2 separate regions of the Homo sapiens genome follow, and region 1 is linked to region 2. Evidence: chromatin contacts called from ENCODE Hi-C or POLR2A ChIA-PET data. All regions are on one chromosome and are shown on one strand. Each heading gives the region's core, a stretch centred on a gene start or an enhancer-like site at or near the end of the contact. The rest is flanking DNA. Distances are from core to core; before and after follow the strand shown.

Evidence for each region. Hi-C counts contacts between places; a loop is a spot of excess contacts on that map. ChIA-PET counts read pairs that join two places held with the same protein, here RNA polymerase II (POLR2A). Pooled maps may share reads with other maps.
Region 1: a map with no recorded cell type shows a loop between it and region 2 (6-fold over the local background). The contact joins the enhancer-like site here to the promoter of DET1 in region 2. A Hi-C loop is called at or near these places in 4 of 37 single-sample maps with no recorded cell type and 2 of 50 pooled maps. POLR2A ChIA-PET finds 5 or more read pairs at or near these places in 2 of 52 experiments (H1 and Panc1).

The regions. Positions count from the first base shown.
Region 1 is chr15:88,680,167-88,684,867 of GRCh38, forward strand. No RefSeq gene overlaps it. Among named protein-coding and RNA genes, the nearest start is that of ISG20, 44 kb to the left of the region's middle. RefSeq lists an enhancer at 3,200-3,259. Within about 2 kb of position 1,990, at least 3 of the 41 ENCODE cell types and tissues checked have a DNase peak (open chromatin) inside an H3K27ac peak, as active enhancers do.
Region 2 is chr15:88,545,116-88,549,615 of GRCh38, forward strand. It overlaps DET1 (DET1 partner of COP1 E3 ubiquitin ligase), which reads right to left and starts at 1,566. Exons shown (of 5, transcript NM_001144074.3): 1 at 1,425-1,566. It overlaps LOC124903547 (a long non-coding RNA gene), which reads left to right and starts at 1,470. Exons shown (of 2, transcript XR_007064748.1): 1 at 1,470-1,726; 2 at 1,845-2,218. RefSeq lists a silencer at 1,370-1,729 and an enhancer at 2,296-3,170.

The DNA.
Region 1 (4,701 bases), core at 740-3,239, 140 kb after region 2:
CTTGGAAATGCGTGCAGACGATTGCATTCTATTCCCTAATAGGACCATAACAATATACTCATAACATATGAGGTCTTGTTTTAATACAAAAGTAATGGCTTCCTACCAAAATTTTGGCGACTCAGTGAGCTGGCGGTTGCCTTGCCTCATTTGTTTGAAGAAATGGAAGACTATTTTTTTATGTACCTATATTTGAGCAAGTTTTCATTGACACCGAAAACAAATCTTGAACTGAGTTTATGGAAGGAACGAAGAGAAAGCTCATGGGAAGGGGCAGGATAATGGGAAGATGGGGCCCTGCCAGCCTCTGTCAGGGGCCAGGAGCGGAATACCCTGGAAGTCCGTCCTTCTGCCTGAGGCACTAGGAAGGCTCACATGCTCTTTCTTTTAAGGGGTTCTCTTGAAGAGCGGTCCCAGGCTGGCACTGAGAGTGCCACTGGGTGGCAGCAGTTCTGGGTTGGGGGGCCACTGGCTCTGAGCTCAGCATGGACTTGAGGGCCACAGTCATCAGGCAGCCTAGGAGATGGCATGCAGCTGGCAGCAGTGGCCAGCCAGGAGACGGAGGGGCAGGCAGGCTGTGGCCTGGACAAGGGAAGCAACGTCTCTTGGCAGAGGTGCGAGAGGTGGCGATGGCCCTAGGGTTTGCAGGTCCAGATGCAGAGTGGGAAGGAGGCCCAGCAGGATCCGCCCATCCCATGATGGGTGGTTTTGGAGGGCTTTGTTGCCTAAGGAAATTCACTCTCCTTCCCAGGCATAAGACTGAAGGGGTTTATGAAAAACAGATGCTGGTTGAAGTGCGGGTGAGGGGAATTGTGGTCCCCACCCTGAGGGGGATGGGGTTGAACTGAGCTTTCCCCACCCCCTTCCCAATCCCTGTTCAGAAGCCGACTCAGAAAAGGCCAACTGGTGAACGAACCCTCAGCAGACCAGCGTGGCGACAGAAAAGGCCCTGGGATTCCAGCTCACACAAGGACCTACAAGGATATGGGTTAAAGTGGGCAGTTGTTGACATAACAATGATAAAAAGAAGTAATATATAACACTCACTGCATGCCAAGCACCACTCTCAATTCCTTCGTTCCTCCCAGCAGTCTTGTGAATTAGGTGCCCTAGGCAGAGCTAGGATCCTGGCAGTTGGCTTCAGGGTCTTAAACCCTGTCTGGCATTGACCTTGTATCTTATACCCCAGAGGGGAAGAATAGGCAATATTTTTTCAGCAGCAACTCTCTGATTAGGTGATTTATTACCCCTATTTCATTTTACCTTCCCCCATTTTATAGATGATGAAACTGAGGCTCAGAGAGTACACTACATAACTTGCTTAAAGTCGCAGTTACTCCGTGGCAGAACCTGGATTTGAATGCAAGTCTGTCTCACTGCAAAGCTTGGCAACATCACAGTATCGCAATAAACACAGAGCCCCTTCTCCCTCCTCCTGGACTCATGTCAGTCCTGGTCTGGCTGCAATGTCCCACTCAGGGGTCCTGCAGCAGCTGCCCTTCGTCTTAGCCAGACCACTTCCTGTTGGTGAGCCACCCAGAAAAAGCCAGAGAGAGCATGAAGAACTTTAGACAGGGCTGATGGAAGCCTCTGCCGCCCTCTCTCTCTCCAGCCGGCCTGCCTCCCTTCAGTGACCTTCGGACAGGAGCCAGCCACACAGACAAGGGCCGCATGGATCAGCAGCCTGTGGCCGGCCCCCGAGGGCGGGCAGCCAGGTGCCAGTGGCTGCAGGAGAGAAGGGCCCCTCTTCTCTCCACTCAAAGGTGGATTGAGGAAGGCTGGCTCCATGATTTTTCCAAGAAGCTCATCCAGAGCCAGAGAATGGGAACATCTGTGCCCTGGGCTCTGTCCTGGACGCGGCTCAGGCCACAGTCTGGGGCTGGCGTCAGCTGGAGACAGCCCTGCGTGGAGGAGGCTCTGTCCCACTGGCCAGTGGTGGGGCCACTCCCAGCTGGCAGGCTGATGAGGGGTAGCCGTTGGCCTCCACTCCTGGGAGAGAGGGAGCCCAGGCCAGTCAGGGGAGGGAGCACAGGGCCTGAGGCTTGGGCACCAGGGGCCATCTGCATGGGCTGTTTATGCAGCAGGACTGGCAGAAGCCCCAGAGAACCCGCACATGGACCTGGGGGCACAGCTTCTCCTCCCCAGTTCCTGGACCCAAGGCCTCTCCCTTCCCCATCTGCCTTTGGTGACAGGCATGTGTGGGCATTCCTTACCTCCCCCACCAGCCTGATCATCAAAGCAACAAGGGAACTTAGAGATCATCTGGCCAGCTTATTTTCCCCTGTCCCTTTTTTTCACTTGGTATATTTTTTAAATTTAAGTTTTAGTTTTTTGAAAAGGTAATATATGTGCGTGATTCAAATATCAAAGTGCTATGAGAAGGTATACATTGAGAAATGTCATTTCCACCTGCAGCTTCATCTACTCTCCCCCTGGCCACCCCCACCCCACCTGATACCACAGGACGGTACACATTAGCTTCGTATGCATCCTTCCAGGGCTTCTGTATGCAAATCAAACATATAGATATTTATTTTTAATTCTCCCCTTTAATTATATAAAAATTAGCATACTAGGCCTGGTGCAATGGCTCATGCCTGTAATCCAAGCACTTTGAGAGGCCGAGGTGGGCGGATCACCTGAGGTTGGGAGCTCGAGATCAGCCTGACCAACATGGAGAAACCCTGTCTCTACTAAAAATACAAAACTAGCTGGGCATGGTGGTGCATTCCTGTAATCCCAGCTACTCAGGAGGCTGAGCAGGAGAATCGCTTGAACCTGGGAGGCGGAGGTTGTGGTGAGCCGAAATCATGCCATTGCACTCCAGCCTGGGCAACAAGAGTGAAACTCTGTCTCAAAAACAAACAACAAACAGACAAACAAAAACAAAAACAAAAACAAAAAAAAATTTAGCACACTAGACATCCTTCCATATCTTGCTTTTTAAATTTGCTATATCCTGGAGACATTTTTTTTAAATCATTTTGAGAGCACCTTCATTTTCCCAACTGTATTGTATTCTATTTTGTGGCTGTATGATAATTTACTAGCCAGATTTTAGAGATGAACACATGGTTGGTTTCCAGTCTTTCCAATCTTATTTTTAATTTCCAATCTTATTTTTAAACGAAGTCTTGTGAGGGAGCTTGATTGATGCCAAGCTGTTCTGGTTAGAGGAGATGATGGGTGAAGCCAACCTCCAACTTGCAACCTCCACCATCCCTGCCAGGTCTTGGAAGAACTTCATCAGAACCCTAGGCCTCCATGAAACACAGTAAAAACTATGATCTTGTCCTCATTGGCTCATTGTATAAATGTGAAACCGAGACTCAGAACAGGAACAAGACTGATCTGAGACCACAAGGTTAGCCTGCGGCAGAACTGGAGCTACAAACAAGATCACCTGGGCTCTACTCACTACACTATACATATTTCATCCTCAGGAGTCCCAGGCCAGGGCTCTGGGGCCAGTTGACTAGAGTCGAAGGCAGGTCTTTCTGTGGACCCAGCCATGGACCTAGCCACAGACTCAGCCATAGACTCACCCATGGACCCAGCCATATACCCAGTTATAGACCCAGCCATACACTCACTCATAGATCCAGCCATGGACCCAGCTATAGGCCCAGCTATAGACTCACTCATAGACCCAGCCACACTCCCAGCCATAGACCCAGCCACGGACTCAGCTGTGGACCCATCCATAGACCTAGGCATGGACTGAGCCATAGACCCAGCCATGGATCTAGCCATATACTCACCTATAGACCCATCCATGAATCCAGCTGTGGACCCAGCCACATAAGCCATAGACACCTATAGCTCTTGAGTCATAGACACCCATAGGTCTAGCCATGAACCTAGCCATAGACTCACCCATAGACCCAGTTGTGGACCCAGAAGTCAACCCAGCCATAGACCCAGCCATGCACCCAGTCACAGATTTAATTAATTAATTAATTTATTTATTAATTTATTTATTTTTGAGACAGAGTTTTGCTCTTGTCACCTAGGCTGGAGTGCAATGGCATGATCTTGGCTCACTGCAACCTCCGCCTCCTGGGTTCAAGCCATTCTCTTGACTCAGCCTCCTGAGTAGCTGGGATTATAGGCACGTGCCACCATGCCCAGCTAATTTTTGTATTTTTAGTAGAGACGGGGTTTCACCATGTTGGCAAGGCTGGTCTGGAACTCCTCACCTCAGGTGATACACCCTCCTTGGCCTCCCAAAGTGCGGGATGACAAGTGTGAGCCACTGTGCCTGGCCCCCAGACACAGATTTAAGTGTAGATCCAGCCATGCACCCAGCTGAAGATCCTGGATCTGCCTCTCTCCCACTCTGTGCTTTCATTTCCTCTTCCACTGCTTAGATTCAGTGGCTTCACACTCCCAAAAGAAAGGGCTTTGAGTTTGCAAAAGGAAAGATGAGCTACCCAAACTGGGTGAGACAATGAGGGCTGCTGCTGCTGAGCTGGACTCTTAAGAAATGGAAAGTCAAGAGTGTGTAGGGATAATAATGTCTGGGAGACCTCAGACTTTGGAGACACGTGTAAGCGATCTGTGTTTTTGAAAAGAATCGCTGGAGACCCTGAACATATACACACCTATTATGTATCAATAAAAAAATAAAAAAAAAGAATCACTGGGGAGTTTTACAACTGGTAAGTGACTAAGTTACTTAGGAAATACATTTTATGAAAG
Region 2 (4,500 bases), core at 316-2,815:
GGGATCAACCAGATCTTCATTCGGTAACTCGTGCTTCTCATCCTAAATTATGTACTAAAAAAAAAATTGTAATCCTCTTACAATAATATTACGGCATGTCATGGAAATTAACATTTTATATTCCAGGATTTGATGTTGGGACTATGTTCACCATCCAAAATAAATAAATAAATAATAGAAATAAAAATCCTGGTCTCATGGAGCCCACCCAAGCCAATCGGGCCTTTAACTGCTCTAGGTGACCCTATGTTCCAGAAACCCCCTGACAAAGTTGATTTAACTGTTCCTCCACCATTCTTAGTCATAAAAGATACCCTCCAAAAAGTTCGAGAATATCTAGATAGGCAACAACAGGAACGAGAAAATAACATCCCCTGGTATCAAAACATGTTCCACTGGAACCCCTGGCTAACTACTTTAATCACTGGGTTAGCTGGACCTCTCCTCATCATACTATTAAGTTTAATTTTTAGGCCTTGTATATTAAATTGGTTTCTTAATTTTGTAAAACAATGCATAGCTTCTGTCAAACTTATGTATCTTAAGACTCCCCTTGTTAAAACTGAGGAATCAATGATTTGATTCCCCAAAAACACAAGTGGGGAATGTAATGCCCAACCTGGTTTTTACTAACTCTGTTTTTAGACTCTCCCTTAGCTAAGAGAGCCAGACAGACTCCATCTTGGCTCTTTCACTGGCAGCCCCTTCCTCAAGGACTTAACTTGTGCAAGCTGACTCCCAGCACATCCAAGAATGCAATTAACTGATAAGATACTGTGGCAAGCTATATCCACAGTCCCCAAGAATTCATCTGATTGATAACACCCAAAGCCCCACGTCTATCACCTTGTAATAGTCATAAAGCCCCTGCACCTGGAACTGTTTACTTTCCTGTAACCATTTATCCTTTTAACTTTTTGACTACCTAACTTCTGTAAAATTGTTTTAACTAGACCCCCCCTCCCCTTCCTAAACCAAGGTATAAAAGTTAATCAAGCCCCTTCCTCAGGGCCGAGAGAATTTTGAGCGTTAGCGGTCTCTCGGTCACCGGCTAATAAAGGACTCTTAATTCGTCTCAAAGTGTGGCGTTTTCTCTAACACCCCTGGGTACAACACACTAACTCACTGTGTGGTACTAAGTCCTTTACCCTTGCTGGGTCTCAGTTTCCCTATGGGAGAAGGTGCACATGTCCCTCAATTCCTTGCGACGGCCTCTAAACCAGAAGGGGATGCCAAGGGGCGGGCACACATACCCAAAAGGGCGCCCCCGGAAAGAAAAGCCTGGGGCGGGGCCTCAAAGGGAAGAGAATGCTGAGGGAGGGCGGGGGCCGCGGGGCCTCTGGGCATCAGCGTCATGCAGGGAGGAGCCTGCCGGGGAGGGTCTGACGGGCTTGGAGGCTGGGCCAAAAATGGTAAGTCCTCACCTGTCTGGTCCGGGCTCAAAGAGCCAGGGCGAGGGATGCCCCAGCCTGTTCTGTGCGCGCCTCCCCCTGCCCCGCCCCCGCCATGCCCCAGGACTCCTGCACCCGCGGCTGCACGTTCCCGTTTCCGCCAGCCACCGGAACTGCGGCCCAGCAAAAAGGGAAGTAGGGGAGAGCACGGCACTGTTCAGCCAACACTAAGAGACAGGTACAGCGCACCCTTGTGCCCGGAGGAAGGATCGAAGCCGTAGAGGCTCCATGGCTCCGAAGGAAAAATTAAAATGGCACCTAACCTGGCAATCTCTGTGAGTCCCAATGGCAGTGTCTCTGCACCTGCTGGGCACATTTGAAAAAATATGAATAGAATTAATTTTTCACCTATTGATTAGATGCTGAGAAACTTCCTACTCTGTTATCTTCTAGATGGCGAGCACCTTGAAGACTGAGATTGTATTGATCATCTCTGACTAACAGGGAATTTGCCTTGCTAGTTTTAAGATGGAGTTGATTTTAAAATGATGTCACTCTGGCTCTCGTAGGCTCCTGCTTCCCTAACAAAAAGACCTTCAACATCATTAATTATCAGAGAAATGCAAATCAAAACAATGAGATACTACTTCATACCCCTTAGGATGGCTATAATATCTTTAAAAGGAAGATATCACATACTGGTGAGGAGGTGGAGAAATCAAAAGCCTCATACACTGCTGCTGGGATGGGTGCAGTCACTTTCATGGGCGTCCGTGTGAAGAGACCACCAAACAGGCTTTGTGTGAGCAATAAAGCTGTTTATTTCACCTGGGTGCAGGTGGGCTGAGTCCGAAAAGAGAGTCAGCGAAGGGAGATAAGGGTGGGGCTGTTTTATAGGATTTGGGTAGGTAAAGGAAAATTACAGTCAAAGGGGGCTTGTTCTCTCACGGGCAGGAGTGGGGGTCGCAAGGTGCTCAGTGGGGGTGCTTTTTGAGCCAGAATGAGCTAGGAAAAGGACTTTTACAAGGTAATGTCATCACTTAAGGCAAGGACCGGTCATTTACACTTCTTTTGTGGTGGAATGTCATCAGTTAAGGTGGGGCAGGGCATACTCACTTCTTTTGTGATTCTTCACTTATTTCAGGCCATCTGGGCTTATATGTGCAAGTCACAAGGGATGCGATGGCTTGGCTTGGGCTCAAAGGCCTGACATTCCTGCCTTCTTATATTAATAAGAAAAATAAAAATAGTGTTGAAGTGTTGGGGCGGCAAAAATTTTTGGGGGGTGGTATGGAGAGAGAATGAGCGATGTTTCTCAGGGCTGCCTCAAGCGGGATTAGGGGTGGCGTGGGAACCTAGAGTGGGAGAGATTAAGCTGAAGGGAGGTCTTGTGGTAAGGGGTGATATTGTGGGGATGTTAGAAGAAACATTTGTCATATAGAATGATTGGTGATGGCCTGGATATGGTTTTGGATGAATTGAGAAACCAAATGGAATAACAAAAGGAGAAAAACAGGTATAAAAGGTCTAAGAATTGGGATGACTCAGGATATCTGATTAGAGAGTGCCTAAGGAGATTCAGCATAGTCCTGCCAGCAAAGATTATTTATTTACTTCAAGAGTTAAGAGTGGCAGTTTGTGGATAGCACCTGGAGATATCAGCTGTGATGGCTTAGAAAAACAATGTAAACAAGAGCAGGGCAGTGTAAACAAGAGCAGGGCATGTATGAGTAGTTGAGAACGGTGAATAGGAGTATGACTAGACAGAAGATAGCAGGGATGACAAGTTTTTTTGGGGCACAGTCTAAGTTGGTCTGGTGTCTGGAATAAGACTGGGGCCTAATAAAAAGGAGCATCTATACAGGAGCTTAAATGGGCTGTACCCTGTAGCATTCTGAGGACAGGCCTGAATTCTGAGAAGGGAAAGTGGTAAAAGTATTGTCCAGTCCTTTTTAAGTTGGTGGCTGAGCTTGGAGAGGTGTGTTTTTAAAAGACCTTTAGTCCATTCTACTTTTCTTGAAGACGGAGGACTGTAAGGGATATAAAGGTTTCACTGAATACTAAGAGCCTGAAAAACTGCTTGGCTGATTTGACTAATAAAGGCTCGTCTGTTATCAGACTGTATTGAGGTGGGAAGGCTAAACTGAGGAATTATGTCTGACAGAAGGGAAGAAATGACTGCGGTGGCCTTCTCGGACCCTGTAGGAAATGCCTCTACCTATCCAGTGAAAGTGTCTACCTGAACTAAGAGGTATTTTAGTTATCTGACTCAGGGCATGTTGAGTAAAGCTAAGTTGCCAGTCCTGGGTGGGGCAAATCCTCGAGCTTGATGTGTAGGGAAGGGAGGGGGCCTGAATAATCACTGAGGAGTAGTAGAAAAGCAGATGGAACACTGAGAAATTATTTCCTTGAGGATAGATTTCCACGATGGAAATGAAATGAGAGGTTCTAAGAGGTGGGCTAGTGGCTTGTACTATAGCATAACCTGCCTTTGCTGGTGTGTGGCGATTAGGCCTGGTGGAACCACCTTCAATAAATCAAGCGTGATCAGGGTGAGGAACAGGAAAGAAGGAAATTTGGGGAAATGGGGTGAATGTCAGGTGGATCAGAGAGATACAGTCATGGGGGTCAGGTGTGGTATCAGGAATAATGTGGGAGGCCGGATTGAAGTCTGGGCCAGGAACAATGGTAATTGTGGGAGACTCAACAAAGAGTGAGTACAGCTGAAGGAGCCAGGAAGCAGAAAGCATATGCGTCAGGTATGAGGAAGAAAATAGATTTTGGAAGTTACGAGAACTGTAGAGAGTGAGTTGAGCATAGTTTTTGATTTTGAGGGCTTCTAAAAGTATTAGGGCAGCAGCAGTGGCTGCATGGAGACATCATGGCCAGCCTAAAACAGTAAGGTCAAGTTGTTTGGACAAAAAGGCTACAGGATGCGATCCTGGTCCTTATGTAAGAATTCCAACTGCACAGCCCTGCACTTCAGCTGTGTGGAATGAAAAGGGTTGGGATGAGTCAGGGAGAGCTAGAGTGGGGCAGTTTCTAAAGCTGTCTTCAAGGAACGGAAAGAGGAGTGGGGAAAGGATTTAGGATCTATGGGGTCAGCTAG